2 separate regions of the Homo sapiens genome follow, and region 1 is linked to region 2. A link is a loop called in an ENCODE intact Hi-C map of the cell type or tissue named here. Cell type or tissue: PC-3. All regions are shown on one strand. Each heading gives the region's core, and the rest is flanking DNA. Links, peaks and the distances in the headings are about the cores only. Region 1 overlaps LOC339166 (a long non-coding RNA gene). Region 2 has its middle 130 kb from the start of NLRP1.

What was found. Peaks named below come from ENCODE experiments on the same cell type or tissue, not always from the same donor. Only the 100,000 strongest peaks of a DNase experiment are listed, where the experiment ranks them.
Region 1: it touches region 2 in a loop (3-fold over the local background); 3 of 110 quality-filtered maps call a loop at or near these places.

What each region holds. Positions count from the first base shown.
Region 1 is chr17:5,779,454-5,791,036 of GRCh38, reverse strand. The region is part of intron 1 of LOC339166 (a long non-coding RNA gene); the gene reads right to left. Among named protein-coding and RNA genes, the nearest start is that of NLRP1, 200 kb to the right of the region's middle. RefSeq lists enhancers at 4,989-5,038, 5,205-5,394. In PC-3, for the core only: no CTCF peak of the experiment used is centred there; DNase peaks (open chromatin) are centred at 2,386, 4,726, 5,506 and 6,086; H3K27ac peaks cover 5,050 bases.
Region 2 is chr17:5,711,759-5,723,341 of GRCh38, reverse strand. No RefSeq gene overlaps it. Among named protein-coding and RNA genes, the nearest start is that of NLRP1, 130 kb to the right of the region's middle. RefSeq lists an enhancer at 2,212-3,132. In PC-3, for the core only: no CTCF peak of the experiment used is centred there; DNase peaks (open chromatin) are centred at 5,171 and 5,541; H3K4me3 peaks cover 474 bases; H3K27ac peaks cover 2,038 bases.

The DNA of each region.
Region 1 (11,583 bases), core at 2,039-10,038, 68 kb before region 2:
AACAGAAGCCCTACATCAATCAGACCCCATGAGGACACAGAATCCAACAGGGATGATGCAAAGGAAGAAACTCAAATTAAGGAACTCCTCTCAGTGTTGCGGCAGGAATTGTGAGGCATCACCACCCATAGGCATAAAGGAGAAGAGGAAAGAAATATGACTGGGACCCAGTGAGAGCTAGAGCCACTGAAGATGACACCAGACAGGACATGGACGGGTCCAGCAACTTCCAGAACATGGCCCAGAGCAAGGAGGGTCAGAGAAAGCCCCGCCTCATCCTCTCTCTCTCTTTCTCTCTCCCCTCTCCAATCTTCTATTAGTGCCTCACTGGCCAAACCCAACAGATAGTCAGCAAGGAAACCCTGGGTGATGTCCTCCTGGGGCACAGCACAGGTCAGGGAGGCAAAAAGGGCAGACAGGATTCGAGGGTATAGGACAGGGGTGCACAGAGAATAGCAAGCACCAGCAAAGTCTGGTTATAAACATCTACTCTCCTGCCCCTGCCTCGCCCTCCCCGAAGCTGGTGCCCACCCAACGCCCATCACTCATGGTCCTGGTTTCACGATCTCTATTCGTCTCTCATAGCTCAGGTCTACAAGGCCACTGGCAAACCTGAGGATGCAGAATCTTCCTGTTTTCCCTCCGTCTTCCCCGTATTTCCTTTCTATTCTCTTTTCACAAAGCTTCCTCTCATTCCCCCAAATACAGTTTTTACTAAGTCCCTGGGTCCAAGGCAGCTCTGCAGAGCCTAGGGTCACTTCAGTGATGTCAGGCAAAGAAGCAGGGGGAAAAACACGTAGGATCCTCTCCTAAAATTCAGGATCTAAGAGCCTAGGATAGACGCAGGATTCCGCAATGTCCCCTCTGCAAGTGAGCCAGGACTGTAGAAGCACAGGTTTTCTCCGCTGGGCAGCAACAAGCTGAGTTCCACTTCTGGCCCTGTCACTAGCTCCCATTCAGCCCAGTGATTCCCCTCATGCTTACAGACTGCTCAAATGAACCTCCTTCTAAAAGAAATCCTGGGAAGGAGTCAGAGAACTGGAAGAAGCTGTCATTGTTCCCTTGGAGTAACTGGGTTGACAGCAAACCCAGCACGATAGCCTTAAACACAGACGCTCGGCAGACATGCACCTGACTGAACGGAGTTCTATGGGAACCCAGCGGGGAGATTTCATTTTGTCATGCTCCCCATTCCCAAGTTGGGCCCTAATTCTTCTCTCCTCCCCCACAATACGGCGTATTCCTGCATTATGGGCGTCCTTCCATAGGGTGCTCCCGTGGCAGGGTAGCCTATGAAAAATGAGCCTCGCTGGCCATTGTGCAAATTCACAGTCTTGCCTGACAGCTAACAAGCTCTGTGGTCAGGAAGCGCAACAGAGTGAAGGTCCAATTACGGCAGAGGAAATCCTCCTACAAAGGGCTCAAATGCGCTAACAATCCATTGCGGAAGGTCAGGGAGCCCCTAACGGGCCGCCTGCTGTCAGAGAGGCAGCAAAAGGCTGAAAGTGAACCGACTGCTCCACAGCGGCAGCACGGAGATGTTTGTCCTGAATCTCTCTTGTTCAGAATCAGTCTTGACAGAAAAAAAAAAAAAAAGGGAGGGGGCATCACTAGGCAAGGGGACAAGCAAAGTCATTCGGCAATTTTTGTAAAGCGCAGCTCTGGAGGACTTCCCATCCCCTCATCAAATCCCTCTTTAGTGATTCCCCATTGCCTGCAGAATAAAATACCAAGGTCTCCCTGCCTGATCTTTAGAAAAACCCATTTCCCTACAGCCAGGTGTCTTAGAGGGCAGTTTCTGGGGCATGAGCAGAACTTAAAAGGTAGATTTGGGTTTTTTTGTTTGTTGTTTTTGAGATGGAGGGAGTGTTGCTCTGTCACCCAGGCTGGAGTGCAGTGGCATGATCTCAGCTCACTGCAACCTCTGCCTCCCAGGTTCAAGCGATTCTCCTGCCTCAGCCTCCCGAGTAGCTGGGATTGCAGGCACCCACCACCACGCCAGGCTAATTTTTGTATTTTTAGTAGAGACAGAGTTTCGCCATGTTGGTCAGGCTGGTCTCGAACTCCTGACCTTAGGTGATCCGCCCACCTCGGCCTCCCAACATGCTGGGATTACAGGTGTGAGGCACCGCGCCTGGCCTAAAAGGTAGACTTATATGCTCCCTCCCAAGTTCTTGAATGAGAATCTTGGAGGCAGGGTGGGGGCAGAATTCTTTCCTGGGTGATTCTCAACAAATTCATTCATTCACTCATTCATCCAATCAGCGAGTATTCAGTGATCAGTTAATCTGTGCCAGGCAGGCCCCATGCTGGGTGCTGAAGATAAGGGGTGAGCAAAAGGCATTCTCACTCTATTTTCCCTGGAGCAGCTGCTGAGGACAGACACGAATCACATAATCACACATGTGAGCTCAGACTTAGTCACCAACTCTGGGTACGGCCGGAGCCATGCGTGGTGCCCACAATGACAGCATGATATGGGGGCTGGAAGCCCAACCTTGGTGTCAAACAGACTTCTCTTGGTCCCACTTCTGACTGTGAAACCCTGGGCAAGGTCCTGCACTATTCCAAGTCTCAGTTTCTTCCTCTGTGAAATGGGGCCAACCATACATACCTCATACTCCTCAGAAGACAGTGAGATAATCCACGTGAGGCATTATCACCATGTCTGGTGCTTCCTATGTGTACAGTAAATGTTGGAGAGAGGCTGTGGTGGCAGGACTGGAGTTGGTTGTCATACAACATGGCATTAATAGGAGTTGGTTGTCATGCAACATGGCATTCGTAGGTGCTCAGTGAAGTTTCGATGGAATTGAACTTGACTTCTACAATTTCTCCTAGTTACATTTTCTATCATACTACTGATTTGAGGAGAATTTCACTAGGATATCATAGTCACTTTCTTCCTTTCCTTTGGAGGAAGGAAACCAGACACAGAAACAGCCATTTCAAACCAACAAGTGGGACGAGGTGCAGTGGCTCACACTTGTAATCTCAGCACTTTGGGAGGCCGAGGTGGGAGGATCATTTGAGCCCAGGAGTTGGACACCAGCCTGGGCAACATAATGAGACCCTGTCTCTATAAACTAATAGTCAATAATAGTAATAATAATAGTAATAAGCCGGACATGGTGGTGCACACCTGTAGTCCCAGCTACTCCAGAGGCTGAAGGGGGAAAATTCCTTGAGCTCAGGAGTTGGAGGCTGCAGTGAGCCATGATCATGCCACTGCACACCAACCTGGGTGACAGACCAAGACTCAAATAAATACATAAACAAACCTAACAAGGACCAGGGTCTACTTCTCCGATATCTGGTGGGTTGAGACTGTCTCATGACCTTGGCCAACTCTCTTGCCCTCAAAGAAGCGTCATATAAATAATGAGGAAATTGGACCATGTGATGCCTCAAACCCCCAAGGTGGGTACCACCAGCTTCTTGTTTTGCCAGATAGGACATTTTTTAAATTATAATTATTATTTCATTTAAAAATGATATTTTAGCACTTAAAGCGTAGAAAGGACATTGTTTCAGAATAAAATAACAACTTTTCCCAAAAAGAAATGTTGACCACCTTCCATGTACATGATGCGGACATTCGTGTCTCACTTTGACTAGCTGGTGAAAGCTCCCCTCACAGACCACCCCAGTCCAGAGACCCACAGTGGTAGGGACTGATGACCTAATCTGAGAATGATGATGATGGTGGTGACGATGATGATAGCAACAGTAAACATTTACACTGCAATCAGTACATCGGAGGCACTGTCCTGAGCACTTTCTATCTACTAACTCATTTAACATGCACTATCACCCAATGAAGTAGTTCTAATCGTGGCCCCATTTTGCAGAAAAAGTAATTTTCCCAAGTTCTCACCAGTAGAAAGTAGCAAGATGGAATCTAAGGAGCCTGTACTACTCTTAACCACTCCACTCTACAGAGAGGGAAACCGAATTTCCCAGAAAAGGAAAAGAATTGCTCAAGGTCACACAACTAAGCAATACAGAGACTCCTACTTTCTGACTTTTCCCCAAAACACACTGTAGTGTTTGATCCTGCCTCTCATGCATCGAGACCCAGCTCCCCAGTGGAGGAAGGTGGCCCCTCCAAATAAACTTCTCGAGGGAGGTGAAACAATTAATTTTTGAAAACAGTCAGCTCATCATTCGGATAACTTGACCGTTCTTTTTCTCCAGTTTATTCCACCCAGCAGCCTGGGTTGCCTGAGGCAGTCAACTGCTGCTCGCTTCTTCTGGACCTTGGCTTTACCACCAGGTAAGTGCAGCTGTGATGAGATGGCTGAGGCTCAGGCACCCACCGGGAGAGAAGAACAACGTCCAATTAATCACCTCAAAGCCACTGACAAACACCAAGCCATCTGGCAACTCCACTGAAACCTGGACAAGGCTGCATTTCAGCCTCACTTAGAAGTCCAAGTTAGGCCCCTTAGATGCTGAGGGAGAAAGACAATGTTTCCCTTTCCTCTCCTCTTGTCTCCGGCTCTTCAGCCAGGGTTTACTGAGCTTCAGCTGTGTGTCAGGGGATGCAGAGATACATCAAAGCCAGGCCTGCAGTTGCTCACAGCTTGGAAGGAGAAACAGATAAACACACGAGTCACTACAGCACTATGTGGTAAGTGTCACAGCAAATAGGGGAACTCATACCATGTCAGCACCAAGAAAGAAACACCTGCTTTCTTGAGGAGGCTTCAGCCAGGATTTTCCCTGGGGACTTGAACGATGAGTCGACTGGTTAGGGCAAGATGAGGCCACCAGTAGACTGTCCCCTATGGAGGCCAGCAGAACTGCTGAACCATGGAACTTTCCAGCACAGAAACAGCGTGGGAAGCCACGTGAGCTCCCTCCCTTCCTGTAGGGGGTACCCAGCTTCTCCCCGTGTCGTGGATAAAAGATACCAGTTACCCAACGGGACCATGCCAGGCCACCACTCTGAGAGGGCCTGATGGTGGGGAACAGTCAAGAAACACAGATGGCTGGCCGGCAGGACTGGGTTCCTCAGCCTAAATGTTCTTGCTTCGTACTTAGATTCACAGAAGCATAAAACAGGCTATTTAAATTTGACATCAGAGGTTATTCTTCTATGCTGGGAAGTAGCGATCTGGCCCAGTAGAAATAGCAATCCTTTAAATTTCCCTAACACTGTATAGTTACACTTCATTTCATTTGGCTGGTACCTGCAGATGTAACCGGTGTTCACATCTGCCCTGTGATTGTCCCAAGTAATCCTCTATGTGACTGGGTGTCATCTGTGCATCCAGCCACCAGCCAGAACTTTCCACCCTAAACTTTTGGTGCCCATGTGTCCAAAGCCTCTGGGTTTGAGGCCTGGGGGAGCCAAAGTTCTTTTCCTTCAGGAAGAAAATAAATTGCTCTGAGCAACCGAAGGGAATCCGAGATAATAGGCAGTCTTAATGAACAGCTCACACAGCACCCAGCTCAGTGGAGCACAACGGGGCTGACAGGAAATGTCTCATCTCCAAACACAAATGCAGGGTCCGGCAAAAAGCAGGCAGCACAGGGGACATGCTTGACTGGGAATGAGAAAAATGACTGTGACTAGAGGGAAAAAAATTCCAATTACTTCAAATTTGGCAATTGATCCTTCTTGCACAAATGGAACCTGGCCAGGCATGGAGACTCCAGGAATCTCTTGGGGGAGGTTGAGGGTTGCTAGTGAAAGGGGCTTCAAGGGGTTTTGCTGCAAATTCCCGTGGAGCTTGGGGGATGGAGTGGATGGGTGTCTGACTTGTGTCTGAAAATTTTAAAGGACAGAAGGTTGGCTGAAGTAGCCTGTGGCAGCATTGTAGAGAGCAGAGGTGAGATGGTTCAGAGTGGTCTTAAAAGAAATTTACCCAGAGGGCTGCCTGGAGGGGCATCAGGACCCCAGAAGACAGTCTGCGTGAGGAAGAGCATCCCCAGGAATCAGAAGTCAACAGAGAATGTCATAAACTGCCCACAGAGAGTGGGCAAGTAAAAGAGATCCCAGAATAGGGATGAGGGTAGTATATGGCATCATAGGTCACGATGATTCACTCCTTTATAATAGTCACAGTTTGGCTATGGACTCCTGGTGAGCACAGGTGACTGCTCACAGGTGCCTTGCTCCTTTACTTTGAGCTAGGCCTGTGACTTGCTATGGCCAAAGGGGTATTCTGAAAGCAGGGAAAAGGTGAGCAAGGCAGGGCTGCAAATATGCTTGCATGTGGCAGGGCTAGCCCTCTGGTGTCCCAGTGATCCATCTTGAGAAGATGAACCTGGGCCTGAGCCCTACAGGGAACACAGAGGGGCCAAGAACCAAACCCACAACCTGGAGCCACAGCCACCTGAACCCATAGCTTGAAGCAGACCCACCAGCCAAACAGTCTGAACCAGCCAAACAGCTGCAAACCCATGACCATGAGAATAAATGCTGGTTTTAAGCCACTGAGTTCTGGAGCTGTTTGTTATGCAGCATTATCCAGCAGAGGTTGATAATACCAGGGGTCTGAAAAACTCTCAGCAGCACCTATGAGAGAAAGGCTTGGCTCTAAACAGCAGCTGATGTCAGAGGAAATAATTGCCAGATTCCCCTCACCCCATACACACAGTTATGAAAACCATCCCTGCCCTTTTCTTCTTTCCTTACCCTAGTCCACACCTCCTAGCCTCACTCATCCCTCATTAGCTAGTGGGATGAGGAGAGGAGAATGGGCGAGGGTGATGGTCAGTTTTATGTGTCAAGTTGGTTAGGTTACAATCCCCACGTATTCAAACAAACATGAATCCATGTGTTGCTGTGAAGGTATTTTGTAGATGTGATTAAAGTCCATAATCAGTTGATGTTAAGGAAGGGAGGTTATTCCAGATAATCCGAGTGGTCCTGATTCAATAAGTTGAAAGCCTTAAGACCAGAACTGAGACTTCCCTAAAGAAGAAGAAATTCCACCTGCAGATAGCAGAATCAGCTCGCGCCTGCAAGTTCCATCCTGCCCTTCCTGGAAGCCTTCCCTACAAGTTTCAGGCTTGCCTAGGCAGCCCCTACAATCACATAAGCCAATTTCAGGCAATAAATCTCTTAATATTTATCTCCCATTGGCCTTGTTACTCTGGTTGAACTCTGACTGATAGAGATTTCTGGAACCTAGAAGTGAGGTGCTGCTATAACAAATACACAAAAATGTTGAAATGGCTTTGGAACTGGGCAGTTGGCAGAGGATGAAAGAATATTGAGGGGCACAATAGAGAAAGCAGAGATTGTCTTGAACATACTGCCAATAGGAAGATGGATGTTAAAGCCTCCACCATGAATGACCAGAAGGAAATAAGGAGCACAATAATAAAACATGTAGCATTTTACTAAACACCCAAATCATTGTGAACAGCCCATTGGCAGAAATAGAAGTTTAAAGATGCTTCTAATGAGGGCTCAGAAGGAAATGAGGAGCGTGTTATTAGAAACTGGACGAAAGTGGACCTTTGTTACATAGAAGCAGAAAGCTTAGCTGAACTGTGTCCTACAGTCATGTGGAAAGCAAAACTTATACATGATGAACTTGAATGTTTAGTTGAGGAGATTTCCAAGCAAAGTGTTGAAGGTGCAGCCTGTTTTCTTCATGCTGCTTATAGTAAAACATGAGAGGAAAGAGGTAAATCGAGGAGAGAACTGTCAAGAAAAAGGAATTGGGAGATTCTCAGCCTATCCACAATTTTGCAAATAATACAAAATTAGGGGATTCGTTGTCAAGAAAGCATGCACTGGAAAGGAGGTACGAAACTGGAAGTGGTGTCAGACCAATGCGGGACCACAAGCCAAGGAATGCAGGCAGCCACTGAGACCTGGAAAAGGCAAAGAAGTAGATTCTCCCCTAGAACCCTCCACAGGAATACTGTCCTGACAACCCATTTTGGACTTTTGAACCACAAGATAATAAATCAAGAATTATAAGACAGTAAATCTGTGTTGTTTAAGCCTCTAAGTTCATGATAATTTGATGCAGCTTCAATAGGAACCTATTGCAGGGAGTAAAGAGAGAAAAATCTCCCCCAACTCCCTTTCCTGATTGCAAGCTTTAAATGAAGTTTGGAGCCTTGGGTATTGCCCCAGATTAGACATACTAATTACTGAACTGAGACTGTCCAAGGGGCTGAGGCAACCAGATAACATTTTATGATCTAAATGTGGTCAGAGAAGTGCAGGGCCTTCTGGAGATCTCATTAGGATCAGGGGAAAACAAGTCCTACAAAGTGAGTTTAAAGAGGCAAAACTAAAGTTGCTTTATAAAGGCATCTGAGGCCAGGCACAGTGGCTCACGCCTGTAATCTCAGCATTTTGGGAGGCTGAGGCAGGCAGATCACCTGAGGTCAGGAGTTCAAGACCAGCCTGGTCAACATGGTGAAACCCCATCTCTACTAAAAATACAAAAATTAGCTGGGCATGGTGGTGCACGCCTGTAATCCCAGCTACTCGGGGGACTGAGGCAGGAGGATTGCTTGAACCCAGGAGGTGGAGGTTGTAGTGAGCCGAGATTGCACCACTGCACTCCAGCCTGGCAACAGAGCAAGACCTTGCCTGCATGGAGGGAGGGAGTCACAGGAGTACCCTTATGTCTTGGAGTCTTTGGTGAATTATTAGCCAGGGTTTCACCCACTCAGTCCCAGGTCTAGACTCAAAGGTCAAATTCCCTGAACATGAAAGAGTCCCCTTGGGATGCCATAGGGAGCAGACGTGGACCATGGACCCCACACAGTGAAGCTGAGGCTGAGTGGTTTTGAATTGGGATGGGACTATCTCCACATCCAAACCCTGCCCCTTCCTAGGTGTGTGTCTTCAACAAATGACTGAACTTCTCTGGACCTTGCTCCCCTTATTATAAGGACCATCATGCTCACTTCATGAGGCTCTAATGAAGGTTAAAGGAGACAGCACTAAGGGAGTAGTAATGCTCAAAAAACAGTAGCTGTAATAATAATAATTAATATTACAATTAGATCCATCCCCACTTGCATCTGTGCCTGCACCTGCACTGCACCTGAGCCATCCTCCACCTGCACCTGAGCCATCCTCCACCTGTACCTGCATCTGCACCTGAGCCATCCTCCACCTGCACCTGCATCTGCACCTGAGCCATCCTCCACCTGCACCTGAGCCATCCTCCACCTGTACCTGCATCTGCACCTGAGCCATCCTCCACCTGCACCTGCATCTGCACCTGAGCCATCCTCCACCTGCACCTGCATCTGCACCTGAGCCATCCTCCACCTGCACCTGAGCCATCCTCCACCTGTACCTGCAGTGCCGTCGCCACCTCTGCCACCACTGTTCTCACCAGCCCCAGCCCCACCCCGACTGTCAGCTACCACAAGGCCTTCCCTCCTGAAAGCTCCATGGCCATAAACAGTTTATGTGATTATTACATTTAGCCCACATTTGCAATGACTTCCTCTCTTTAATCACTTTGAAGATGTTTCAAATTCCTTTCCAACGTGACTGAAATCAAAGTGGCACCTGTGAAGGGAGAAAGCCTGCCTGCCGGTGCGAGGTGGAGACGTAAAACAGTCAGGTTTGATGGGGAGAAATTATGTCTTGCTTAATTCCTTTTACCCTATAATTACCAGGCGCGACCACGTGGGTTCACAGCAAAAATAACTTGCCACGTGAAGACGTTGTCTATAGAATCCTGGTTTGAGTCCCCAGGCAAGACCCTCAGAGGAGGATCCCAGGCAGCCCCCGTCCAGGCATCTACACAGTACTGTGGTCCACCTTCCTCACTAGCTTTCCAACCCCACCCCTGACCCCCAACCACCGAGGCTCAATTCCCAGGCACCCACTCTGCCTTATCCTCTTCCCCTCTCTGCAGCATTTGACTGGCGGTCACCTCCCTCTTCACACTCTTCCCTGGTTTGACTTCCCTATGCCTCACCCCACCCTCAGTCTCCTTTGTATCTCTCTCCCCTCCTCCCTTTCACCACCCCCTGGGCACCAGCATCCCTGAGGCCCTATCAGCATCTCTCTTCTCTTTCTTCTTTCCTCCCCGTCTCTCCTTTTTCTCTCTCACATCTCCTCTCTCCTCTTCACTCCCATTCCTTCAGACAGCAGGTCTACCCTTCAGACTCTCAAACCCACAGCCCATCTGCGATCTCCAGACTTCAGGCCTCTAACTTCCACTTCCAGCTGCTGGCTTAGTGTTTCCACTGGATACCCTGCTGCGTCCAAACCCACGCCCTCCTGATTTCTCTTTCTCCAGGTAAGAACTCCACCACCGCGGCTTACTTCTATATCTCTAAAGCCACTCTACCTTGCCTTTCTCCTCACGTCTGGATCCAATCTGACACCGCCCACGCGGGAGCGCTCATGAGGTGGCTTAGAGGAAATTACAGGAGCCTTTGAGTCATAGGCACTCAAGTTCAGATCCAGGCTGGGAGCCTTCCGGTCATATGACTTTGGTGTCCTTATTTATAAAACAGCAAGGAAAATTCTTACCTCCCAATATGTTTTTTAAGAACCAAGTTATACAATATACGATTATGGTTAACACATCTTCCCCACCCCACCTCCATTTCCTGCCCTACTTCCAATGCTTTTACTGAGTCTACAGTAAATCTCAGAACTGGTCTCTGCCCCCTAGCCCCAGTACTCCCTCCCATCCATCATCCACCTTTCTGCCAGAGGGCTTTTGCTAAAACTTAGTTCTGAACCCATCACTCCCCTATTTAGAACCCTTTGGTGGTTGCCTGTGGCTCACAGGTTAAAGTTCAAAGCAGAAGCTGTGTCAATGTGATGGGAGTGAGAACCAGTTGACTATGGGGCCATCCAGACATTTCAGATCCTCATCCCCAACTAATTAGTTGTTTACACTTTGGGCCTCACTTTCCTCAACTATTTTTTGTGTGTTTGTTCAGACACAGTCTCACTCTGTCGCCCAGGCTGGAGTGCCATGATGCAATCTCGGCTCACTGCAACCTCCGCCTCCCAGGTTCAAGCAATTCTCCCACCTCAGCCTCCAGAGTGGCTGGGATTACAGGCACCCGCCACCATGCCTGGCTAATTTTTTTTTTTTTTTTTAGTAGAAACTGGGTTTCACCATATTGGCCAGGCTGCTCTCGAACTCCTGACCTCAGGTGATCCACCCACCTTGGCCTCCCAAAGTGCTGGGATTACAGGCATGAGCCACTGCAACCGGCCCTCAACTATTTTATTGTCATAAACTCCTAACTCACAAGACTGTGGTGAGAAGTGAACAGACTTTAGAAAGTGCCTACTGGGGTTTCAGCACACAGTAGGTGGGTCCCTGTCCCTCTTTACTCCTCACCTCCCCACGTTCATCCTCAACCCCAACCAGACCATTCACACTCTGGAGTTTCTGTGTCTCTGCTTATCCACCCACCTCTCAGTTTATGCATAATCCTTTTATGCTTTTGGAAACAAAGTGGTGGTTTCAACTGCCTGTCACCATGCTGGAGGCCTGAGCAGGCACAGACTCACAGCACCACGGGAAGGCCAGTCACAGGGCACATGCTATTTGCAGCATCACTAGAAAATGTTTCCCAAAGCAGTGTTCCCCTCTCTGGGGGGCTGGCCATGGT
Region 2 (11,583 bases), core at 1,975-9,974:
TCAGAACCCAACCATGCTGGCACCCTGGTCTCAGCCTTACAGACTTCAAACCTATAAGAAATAAATTCCTATTGTTCAAGCCACCCAGTCTATAGTATTCTGTTATAGCAGATTGAACTAAGACATTGGATCCCCGCTCCTTGTGCTGCATCCTGGAAACCCAAGTTTCTATCCATATGGATGGAAATAAAAGTAGGGAAATGCCGCAATTTATAGATATTTCAAAACATCATGTCATACACCATAAATACACACAAAAATAAAGTAGAAAAAATATTGGGGTAAGACAAGAGGTAGAGATGGGGTAAGGGATAAGCTCCAGGATATCAGGATATGATGCTAGAGAGATGGTCGGAGCCAAATTCAAAGGCCTATAAGGAGCCTGGATTCAATTCCAGAGGCAATGGGGAGCCACCAGAAGACTTTGAGCAGAATAGGCATCATCTGTTCTGGTCTGCTTGCATTGGCTAATAGTTATTGAGTGTCTATTATGAACCAAATCCATTTCCACATGCTTTATCCACATGCTATATCACATCATATAATTCACACAAACCCTACCAGGAAGGTTCTGTTATCTTCATTTCACTTACAGGGAGGAGGAGACACAGAAAGGTTAAGGGACTTGCCATGGGTGACAGCACATCACAGGTTCAGAGCCTGTGTCCTCTGCAACCACCACTCCAGCTATAGTATGGAGCTGGGCAGAGCAACACTAAAGGCAGGTAACCATCTGGGAGGAGGCACGAGGCCTGAACCAAGGCAGTGGTGTGGGGGTGGAGCAAGGGAACCATCAGAAGGAAAGACAGGATGCAGTCACCAAGTTGTTATTTATATGCTTGAGAGAGGAAAGGATTTGAAAAGAAAGGCTTTCAGAGGGTGCCATTCACTCAAATGGGGACCATTAGGAAGGGCAGGCAGGAGAAGGTGATGATTTCATCTGGCTGTGCTGGGTTCACATTCCCAGGGTCATCTGGAAAGAGCTGTCCGGAAGGTGAACAGGTAAAGGTCTGCAGCTCAGGGGAAGGGCCCGGGTAGGATTAGCATGTCATCTACAACCAGGTGTTAGTAATTGCCATAGGATAGATGAGGCCTCTTAAGAAGTGGTGGATGAGATGATTGGCTCTGGCAAAGGATCCAGCTGGGGACAGGAGCTAGAATTAGGGCTTGAGCCTCAGGACAAGTCATCCCTTCTTCCTGATGCCTAATCTCAGAAACTCCTAGGAACAACCTACAATGTGCACCGTGTAACGGTCCACCATGCCCCAAGCCTGGGAATACACCACACCACAGAAGAAGCAGCTAAGTAAGATGAAAAGTGTCAGGGCCGCTCTCCCTCTCCCCTCTCCCCTCTCCCCTCTCCCCTCTCCCCTCTCCCCTCTCCCCTCTCCCTTCTCCCCTCTCCCCTCTCCCTCTCCCTCTCCCTCTCCCTCTCCCTCTCCCTCTCTTTCCACGGTCTCCCTCTCATGCCGAGCCGAAGCTGGACTGTGCTGCTGCCATCTCGGCTCACTGCAACCTCCCTGCCTGATTCTCCTGCCTCACCCTGCCGAGTGCCTGCGATTGCAGGCGTGCGCCGCCACACCTGACTGGTTTTCGTATTTTTTTGGTGGAGACGGGGTTTCGCTGTGTTGGCCGGGCCGGTCTCCAGTTCCTAACCGCGAGTGATCCGCCAGCCTCGGCCTCCCGAGGTGCCGGGATTGCAGACGGAGTCTGGTTCACTCAGTGCTCAATGGCGCCCAGGCTGGAGTGCAGTGGCGTGATCTCGGCTCGCTACAACCTCCACCTCCCAGCAGCCTGCCTTGGCCTCCCAAAGTGCCGAGATTGCAGCCTCTGCCCGGCCGCCACCCCGTCTGGGAGGTGAGGAGCGTCTCCGCCTGGCCGCCCATCGTCTGGGACGTGAGGAGCCCCTTTGCCCGGCCGCGACCCCGTCTGAGAAGTGAGGAGCGTCTCCGCCCGGCCACCACCCCGTCTGGGAGGTGTGCCCAACAGCTCATTGAGAATGGGCCGGGATGACAATGGCGGTTTTGTGGAATAGAAAGGGGGGAAAGGTGGGGAAAAGATTGAGAAATCGGATGGTTGCTGTGTCTGTGTAGAAAGAAGTAGACATGGGAGACTTTTCATTTTGTTCTGTAGTAAGAAAAATTCTTCTGCCTTGGGATCCTGTTGATCTATGACCTTACCCCCAACCCTGTGCTCTCTCAAACATGTGCTGTGTCCACTCAGGGTTAAATGGATTAAGGGCGGTGCAAGATGTGCTTTGTTAAACAGATGCTTGAAGGCAGCATGCTCGTTAAGAGTCATCGCCACTCCCTAATCTCAAGTACCCAGGGACACAAACACTGCGGAAGGCCGCAGGGTCCTCTGCCTAGGAAAACCAGAGACCTTTGTTCACTTGTTTATCTGCCGACCTTCCCTCCACTATTGTCCCGTGACCCTGCCAAATCCCCCTCTGCGAGAAACACCCAAGAATGATCAATAAAAAAAATAAAAATTAAAAAAAAAAAAAAAAGAAAAGTGTCAGACCCAAGCGCAGTGGCTCACACCTGTAATCCCAGCACTTTGGGAAGACAAGGCAGGTGGATCACCTGAGGTCAGGAGTTCGAGACCAGCCTGGCCAACATGGTGAAACCCCATCTCTACTAAAAATACAAAAATTAGCCAGGCATGGTGGCATATGCCTGTAACCCCAGCTACTTGGGAGGCTGAGGCAGGAGAATTGCTTGAACCAGGGAGGCAGAGGTTGCAGTGAGCCAAGACCACACCATTGCACTCCAGCCTGGGCAACAAGAGCAAAACTCCATCTCAAAAAAAAAAAAAAAAGAGAAAACGAAAGAAAAGAAGAAAAGGAAAAGAAAAGAAAAAGAATAGGTAAAGAAAAGAAAAGGAGTCAGACTTCAGAGTCAGACAGACCTGAGCATGAATCACAGCTCCATCATTTACCAGTTGTGTGACTGTGAACAGATCATTTAGCTTCTCTAAGTCTTCATTTCCTTAACAACAACAAAAATGATGCAGCTAATAATGCCTACCCTGAAGAGTGTATGTGAGGATGAAATGAGAAAACGTATGGAAAGCACTACGTAGACACACAGTAGATATTCAGTAAGTGACCACGTAGCCATCTCTCCTGCAGTCCCAGCCGCTTACTTCTTCAGAGCACATTTGATGTCATTCTGGCCTTGGCAGAGCTCCCCTCTAGACCTTCTCCAACTCCTTCATTTGTGCTGATGGGAAGCAGGAAGGCTACAAACCACTTGGCAAAGAAGTCATCCTTAAAGAATTTAGCATGTTTAGTGGGAAATGTTTTAATCAGACAGTTGCAAGTTCCAAAACAGACTCCAACACTTGCTGGGTATGTGATCTTAAGCAAGTCATCCAACCTGTCTGAGCCTCAGTTTCCTGATCTGTAAATGGGGGTGATAACACCATCTCATAGGACTGGCCTAAGGATTGAATGAGATCCCAGATGCAAAACACCTGCCACAGAGTCTGACATATTGCAGGTGCCTAATCAATGTTAGTTACTACAACTTTCAGCTTTCTTTTTTTTTTTCCTCTGTCTCTCTCTGTCATCAGGCTGGAGTGCAGTGGTGCGATCTCAGCTCACTGCAGTCTCTGCCTCCCAGGTTCAAACAATTCTCCTGCCTCAGCCTCCCAAGTAGCTGGGACTACAGGCGCGTGCCACCATGCCCAGCTAATTTTTGTGTTTTTAGTAGAGACCAGGTTTCACCCTGTTGGCCAGGATGGTCTCGATCTCTTGACCTCATGATCCACCTGCCTCGGCCTCCCAAAGTGCTGGGATTACAGGCGTGAGCCACTGCGCCTGGCTACTTTCAGCTTTCTTTCTATTCTTTCTTCACTGAGACAAAGTCAGGAGTTACCTCCCCCTCCTCCTAAATCTGGAAGTCCAAATCACTATAAATCTCCTTCTAATGGAATGATCATAGTCTGCCTCCTCTGACCATTATTTCTGAGAAAATCTTGTCTTCCTTCTAGACAGGGAGCTGCCTGGGAAGCAGAGACCCACCTCTGCCCTCCCCACAGTGCCAGGTTCAACATGAGGTACGTAGTAAATGTGCACTGAATCAAAGGATGAATGAATGACTAAATGGATGACATTGCAGTTACATCAGAAGCCGTGAGTGAGAGAAAATTAATTTGCAGATGGAATTATTACATTGTGTACCCAATCTTGCAAAACAATGAGGCACTGCTTGTAGGAGTTTCAAACACTTTTTCAGAAATTTAATTGCTAGTTAATTTTCCTGCAAAACACAATAACCTCTATGCACTAAAGGAAATAAGACACAGCTCTGAAAACCTCATTAGGCTGTGCCTGAAACCACAGCGGCTTTTTCCAAGTTAAGAACCTGAGAATGCAAGCTGCCATAATTGGCACTGTCTTTGTTCAGATGCAGGATGCCTTTACTCTGATTCCCCCACTCCTCATATCCCACTGAGAGGGCACGGCTCCCGCCTGCGACTGCAGAAGTGAGGGTGGCCTGAACTGAGCCATCCTCAATCTCTTTCTCACTGTGTTCTCTTATGATCAGAGCTTAGTCTGTAGAGCTCAGTCTATGACCAGAATCAAGGCTCTCTCTGTGACCAGGAGGAAGGCTCAGTCCGTGACCATGATCAGAGCTCAGCCTGTGACCAAAATGAGGGCTCAGTCTGTGACCATGACTACAGCATGGTCTGAGGGCAGGATCCAGGCTCAGCCTCCATGCATAGCCACAGCTACAGTCACACATGCACACAGCTTCACCTGAAATTAGAAGTGGGCCAAAAGGACAGACATAACGTAAACAGCAGAGGTTTCCGCTACACCACTCAACAAATTATTGAATTGAATTCAATAAATGTTAGATGAATCCTCAGAGTTCCAAGATGTGGTAGGACGTGGGTAGAAGGGGAAGAATGGGAAGGAGATGTCATCAGCCCTGGTGAATAAGGGCCCAGAACTCAGATGTGCCAGAGTTAAATCCTGCCCTGACCCATTTAAGCAACTCTTGGCCAGGAAGCTGGAAGTCTCACCTTCAGCTTCACAGTAACCCACATAGAACTCAGAGAGCTCCAGACGGCCTGCCTGGAGATGTGTGCCCTCCAGCCAGATGCTGTCAGCTCCGGTAGCTGTCACCTGCTAGGATATCACTGCTAAGTGGGTTAGCATTTGCCAGCCATTCTGCTGATTAATGGTGTGTAAAGTGGCTGTCTCATGGTGGCTGGGTCACCGTGACTCAAGCTTGGGAAACGCTGCAGTAACAGCAGAGAGCTCATCTCATGGGCAGAGGTGGGACTCTGAGAGGGTTAAATCTCAGTTGCTACTGTTTGGGGCATCCATGAACTCTTCGCAGCAGGATGTCCATTGCCCGGTCTCCCCTCTCTGCTTCCTCCAGTGTCCCCTATGAAGGACACCTTTGAAATGAGGGATGAGATGTAATGAAGCTAGATACAAAATTAATCAAATATGACACGAGAATTGATGTGGAATGCAATCCCGTCAGCAGATGATTCACCTCCTTGGAGTGGAGTTGCTTGTTTACTGTTTGCAGCATTTCTGAAGGACTCGGGCAAAGAGCAACACCAGGGATTATTTTTCAGAAGAAGGACTACAGACACAGAACACAATCACCAAGGGCCAGGTGCGGTGGCTCACACCTGTAATCCCAGCACTTTGGGAGGCCGAGGTGGGTGGATCACATGAGGTTAGGAGTTCGAGACCAGCCTGGCCAACATTTTGTACTTTACCAAAAGTACAAAATTAGCCGGGCATGGTGGCGGGCGCCTGTAATCACAGCTGCTCCAGAGGCTGAGGGAGGAGAATCGCTTGAACCCAGGAGGCAGAGGTTGCAGTGAGCTGAGATCAAACCATTGGACTCCAGCCTGTGCAACAAGAGCAAAACTCTTTCAAAAAGGAAGGAAGGAAGGAAGGAAGGAGGAAAGAAGGAAGGAAGGAAGGAAGGAAGGAAGGAAGGAAGGAAGAAAGAGAAAGAAAGAAAGAAAGAAAGAAAGAAAGAAAGAAAGAAAGAGAAAGAAAGAAGAAAGAAAGAAAGAAGGAAAGAAGGAAGGAAGGAAGGAAGAGAAAGAGAAAACAGTCACTCAGGAGGGTGGGTCTAATATTTAAATGCACTGAGATTCTTATATGTTGATTTTTCTTGTTTTGATCTAATTATAAGAAATGTCTAGGCCGGGTGCGGTGGCTCACACCTGTAATCCCAGCACTTTGGGGGGCCAAGGCGGGTGGGTCACCTGAGGTTGGAAGTTCAAGACCAGCCTGACCAACATGGAGAAACCCCGTCTCTACTAAAAATACAAAACAATTAGTCGGGCATGGTGACACATGCCCATAATCTCAGCTACTCAGGAGGCTGAGGCAGGAGAATCACTTGGATCCGGGAGGCGGTGGTTGTGGTGAGCCGAGATCACACCACTGCACTGCAGCCTGGGCAACTCCATCTCAAAAAAAAAAAAAAAAAAGAAAGAAATGTCTAAAGATGACTTCAAAGAACTTGATTGCTATGTATTAGAGCAGAAGCCATTCATTTATTTGTTCATGCATTCAGCACTAAAACTAAGCACCTACTGTGTGCCTGACCCTGTACTACGCACAGAAGCAAGCCAACCAAAATAGTAATAGTCTGGCTTGGGCACAGTGGCTCATGCCTGTAATCCCATCCCTTTGGGAGGCCGAGACGGGTGGATCACCTGAAGTCAGGAGTTCGAGACTAGCCTGACCAACATGGTGAAACTCCTTCTCCACTAAAAATACAAAATTAGCCAGGCATAGTGGCATGCACCTGTAGTCCCAGCTACTCAGGAGGCCGAGGCAGGAGAATTGCTTGAACCCAGGAGACGGAGGTTGCAGTGAGCCAAGATTATGCCACTGCACTCCAGCCTGGGCAACAGAGTGAGACACCATCTCAAAAATAATAATAGTAAAAATAGTCATTGCAGTAACAGTAGCAGTTGTTGTTATTGTTGCAGTTGTTAGCTAATATTAATTGAAGATTTACCATGTGCTAGACTTTGGGCTAACCACTTTGTAACCACCATCTTATTTAAGTCTCACATAAACTATGAAGTAGCTGCTATGAGTGTCCCCATTTTACAGATGAGGAAACTGAGTCACAAAGCAGTGAAACAACCTTCCCAGAGTCAAGTAAGTAGTAAGTGGTAAAGTTCGTAGCACAGGGCCATTCAGATCTTCTCGCCTCGTGATTTAAATTTTGAACAGAATGACTAAAAGTTTCAAATATGGTTTGGAATTTATCCCCCAGGCGTGACTGAACAAGACTTCTTCTTGCACTGCCCTGGTCGTTTTTCATGCCAAGCCTGGATCTTCAGCCTTCCCTTCCATCCTTCAACACCCCCCACCTTGTGTCAGTACATCCTGCGTTGCTTAAGTTAGCCAGAGTGGGCTTCTGTTGCTTACACTCAAAGAAAATTAACTGGAACAAGTAGTGAACTCCCCATGATAGGAGTATAGGAGAGCGGAAGCTGCAAGGGCATGCAGTGGGCTACAAGGAAGGGATTCACATGTGAAATGGTATATCAGTTACATTCTCCAAGGTGGCTGCAAAGAGGCTTTTCCCACGTCCTCTTCTAACCTTGCCACTTCCCCATTGAGTGGTGAGATCAGTATCCTCTTCCCTTAAACCTAGAAATACTTTGTGGCTGTCTCAGCCAAAACAGCATGGCAGAAGTAACATTATGTAACCTCCAGTGCTATGTCGCAATTTTTTTTGTTTTGTTTTGTTTTTTGAGACGAAGTTTCGCTCTTGTTGCCCAGGCTGGAGTACAACGGCGCCATCTCGGCTCACTGCAACCTCCACCTCCTGGGCTCAAGTGATTCTCCTGCCTCAGCCTCCCAAGTAGCTGGGATTACAGGCGAGTGCCATCATGCCCGGCTACGTTTTGTATTTTTAGTAGAGACGGAGTTTCACAACGTTGGCCAAGCTGGTCTCCAGCTCCTGACCTCAGGTGATCCACCCACCTCAGCCTCCCAAAGTGCTGGGATTCCAGGTGTGACCCACCGCCCCCGGCTGGGATGCTTCCTCTTAAAACCCCATGGCTATGCTGTATACCATCCCAAACTAGCGCACGCAGAGCGATCACATGGGGAAGCCAAGTAGAGGCGCTCCGTCCATCTGGCTCTGTCTGATGGTCAGCTTCAGATGTTATATATCATATCAACCTCCAGATATAAGTGAAGACATCTCCAGATGACTCCAGCCCAAAGCTATCAAGTGACTCCCCCCGCCGCCAACACCTGCCTTCAAATCTTTCCAGCAGAGGCCCCAGACACTATGGGGCAGAGACACACCATCCCCACTGGGTCCTGTCCAAATTCCTAACCTACAGAATCTGTAAATGTAATAAAAATGGCTGCATGACACCCCTCAGTTTTGCAGCAATAGCGACTAGAACTGATGGATGAAGAGACCAGCCCAACCTAGAAACTGTTATCCCAGGAACTTCCCACAGGAACTACTCCTCACACCCACAAATATGCCGAGGCAGGGGTTCTCATTGCTGACAACTTCTCCACTCTGGGCAGCCTAAGGTTTCAGAGGCCAGAGTCTGGGTGACACATCAAGCCCAGGATCTGAAAAACTAAGCCCGTGTGCTCAGCAGACAACCCATCTGCTGGGACAAAGTTTCAGGTGTTAACTGGGAAAAAGCACCTTCTGGGGAAGTATCTCATTTAGAAACTAGAGGAACAAGAGGTGAATCATAAATCCCTCTGAAGGGTGCATCCTATTTGTTATTCAGGGAAGGATCATTTGTATCTAAGGAACATCAAACAAACCAACAGAGCCTCCCTTTTGGGCCAGGGAGAGACGGAGCAGGTGAAATAAACAGGGTATGCAAAAGTGATAGCATCAGGAAGTTATCTAGAGAGAAACAAAATGTCCTGAGCCAGCTGAGAATTTCATTAAAGTAAGTCTTCAGTAACGGCAATGCTCTGTTCTTGTCACCACTGCAATCTGGCCATCTCTCTCCTGAAAGCGGAATGGTGTTCATGCTGAGGACAAGGACAATCCAGATACTCTCTGTCTCTGTCGTGTGTGTGTGTTTGTGTGTATGTGTGTCCATCCCCAGACCTCTGTCACCGTGCCCTTGTCTGTGAGTTGTGGCTAAAAGGACAGACTCCTGAGTCGGGATGCCTGGGTCTAAATCCTATGTGGCCTTGGGAAAGTTACTCATCCCCTCTTGAACTCAGTTTTCCCATCTGTTAAAGAGAGAGAGAGAGAGAGAGAGAGAGAGAGAGAGAGAGAGAGAGAGAGAGAGAGAAGCAAGCCCTGGCAACATAGAGAGGCGTCATCTCTACAAAAATAAAATTTAAAAAATAGCCAGGCATGATGGCATGCATCAATAGTCCCAGCTACTTAGGAGGCGGAGGTGGGAGGATCACTTGATCCCAGGAGATCAAGGCTGCAGTGAGCTGTGATTGCACCACTGCACTACAGCCTGAGCAACAGAGCAAGGTCCTGTCTCAAAAATTAAAAAGAGAGAGAGAGAATGATAATAGTATCTACTTCGTAGGGTTGTTGTGGGATTTAATTAACTATTAGCACAGACCATGACATTCAAGGAATTTCGGTTTTATTGTTTTATCATTATTACTGAGTGATTTTCTGGGCCTGTATGGGTATCTTGGTTGAGGGGCCCCATGTATCCGTGTGTAGATATATCTCTGTTTCTGTATGACTGCCTTTCCTTCCTTCTCCACACTGAACAATTCCTCTTCTCTGGATGAACAGAGAGTTAGAAACCACCAAAATGCCGTGAAAGAACTAAGAAAAATATGAGCCCAACTGGTTTGTGGTAGGCCTGGTAAGAAATGCCAGTTTCTATAATTACCAACCTCAAAATTTCAGTGATTTAACTAACACACGGTGGTTTCTTGTTCCTATCACGACTTGAAACAAGATAAGACATTGTCCTGGGGTCGCTCCTCCAAGTAGGGATTCAGGGATTCAAGCTCCAGCTGTCTTAGAAAACCACCATTCAGGAAGCCTGGAGGGTTGAGTGGAATGTTTTTAGCTCAATCCTGGAAAAGACTTACATCAGTTCTGCCCATATTCCTCTGGTTAGAACTCAATGTGTGATGAACAATAACATTGACTTTGCCACAGAGAAATGTCACTTTCTGTTGGTAAAGAAAGGTAGCACCTATTAGGACTCAGACCCATTGTATTTAACATGCTGTTACTCCTGGGGTGGGAAGTGTTACTAAAAACCCTACTCTCCATCCACTTCTTCCTCTCTATCCTGCCCTAGACCAGGACACTATCCCCTCTTTCTAGAACTGCACAATATCTGCCCATTGTTCTCCCTGCCCCGTCTCCAGCCTTCTCTTTTCTAAAGCAGCTGATATCATTGGAATGTTGTGTCCTCTCCACATCTCATGTTGAAATGTGACCTCAAGTGTTGGAGGTGGGCATAGTGGGTGTTCGGATCATGGGGGCAGATCCCTCATGAATGGTTTTGTGCTGTTCTTGCAGTTATGAGTGACTTCTCTCTCTATGAATTCACATTAGATCTGGTTGTTGAAAAGAGCCCAACACCTCCTCCCTCTCTCTTGCTCCCTCTATCACCATGTAACACACTGGCTCCCCTTCGCCTTCCACCATGACTGTAAACTTCCTGAGGCCCTCACCAGGAGCATTTCCCAGCACTATGAGTGTACAACCTGCAGACCTGTGAGCCGAATAAACCTCTTCTCTTTATAATTTTCTTTAAGACGGAGTTTTGCTCTTGTTGCCCAGGCTGAAGTGCAATGGCATGATCTCAGCTCACAGCAAACTTTGACTCCTGGGTTCAAGCGATTCTCCTGCCTCAGCCTCCCGAGTAGCTGGGATTACAGGTGCCCACCACCCCATCTGGCTAATTTTTTGTATTTTTAGTGGGGCTTCACCATTTCTTTATAAATTACCCATTCTCAGGTATTCCTTTATAGCAATGCAAAGGGACTATAACAAAGCAGCCAAGTCAACTAAAATGGAGATGTGAGCCCTCCCTCTCATATACAATAGTTGGCTCTTAGAAGTAGAGTCAAACCCTTGAGCTTACAAGGCCTTTCCTGCCAACCCTCCTCCTGCTCATCTGTCTCCACTCTTCTCTTTGAACTCTGGGTTCCAATTCGACTTCAACAGTTCCTCAACTTCACTGTGCTATTCTCATCTCTGTGCCACATTTGGCGCCTCTGCCTGAAACACACCTTCCCTTCCCACCCACCTCTGGCTCCTCTAGCTGCATAATTCCTGCCCATTGTTCAAGCCTCACCTTGAAATTGGCTCCACAACCCCAAACTGGATTAAGTCTCCTCTTCTTCCCTCCCATAGCACTTTATCCTAAATTTCATCCCTCTTCATAGTTAAGCTACCTGGGATTCCCACTAAATTCCAAGCTCCAAGAGGACAAGCAATGTGTCTATAGCCCATTCACTGCTGTCTCCCCAGCAGCAATAACAGTGCCTAAGATATAGTGTCTCCCATGTCTTTTTGGTACCCAAACCAGGACTTTGCACACAGAAGAGGAAAAAGGAGGAATTGACTCATATTGACAAGTAACATAAAA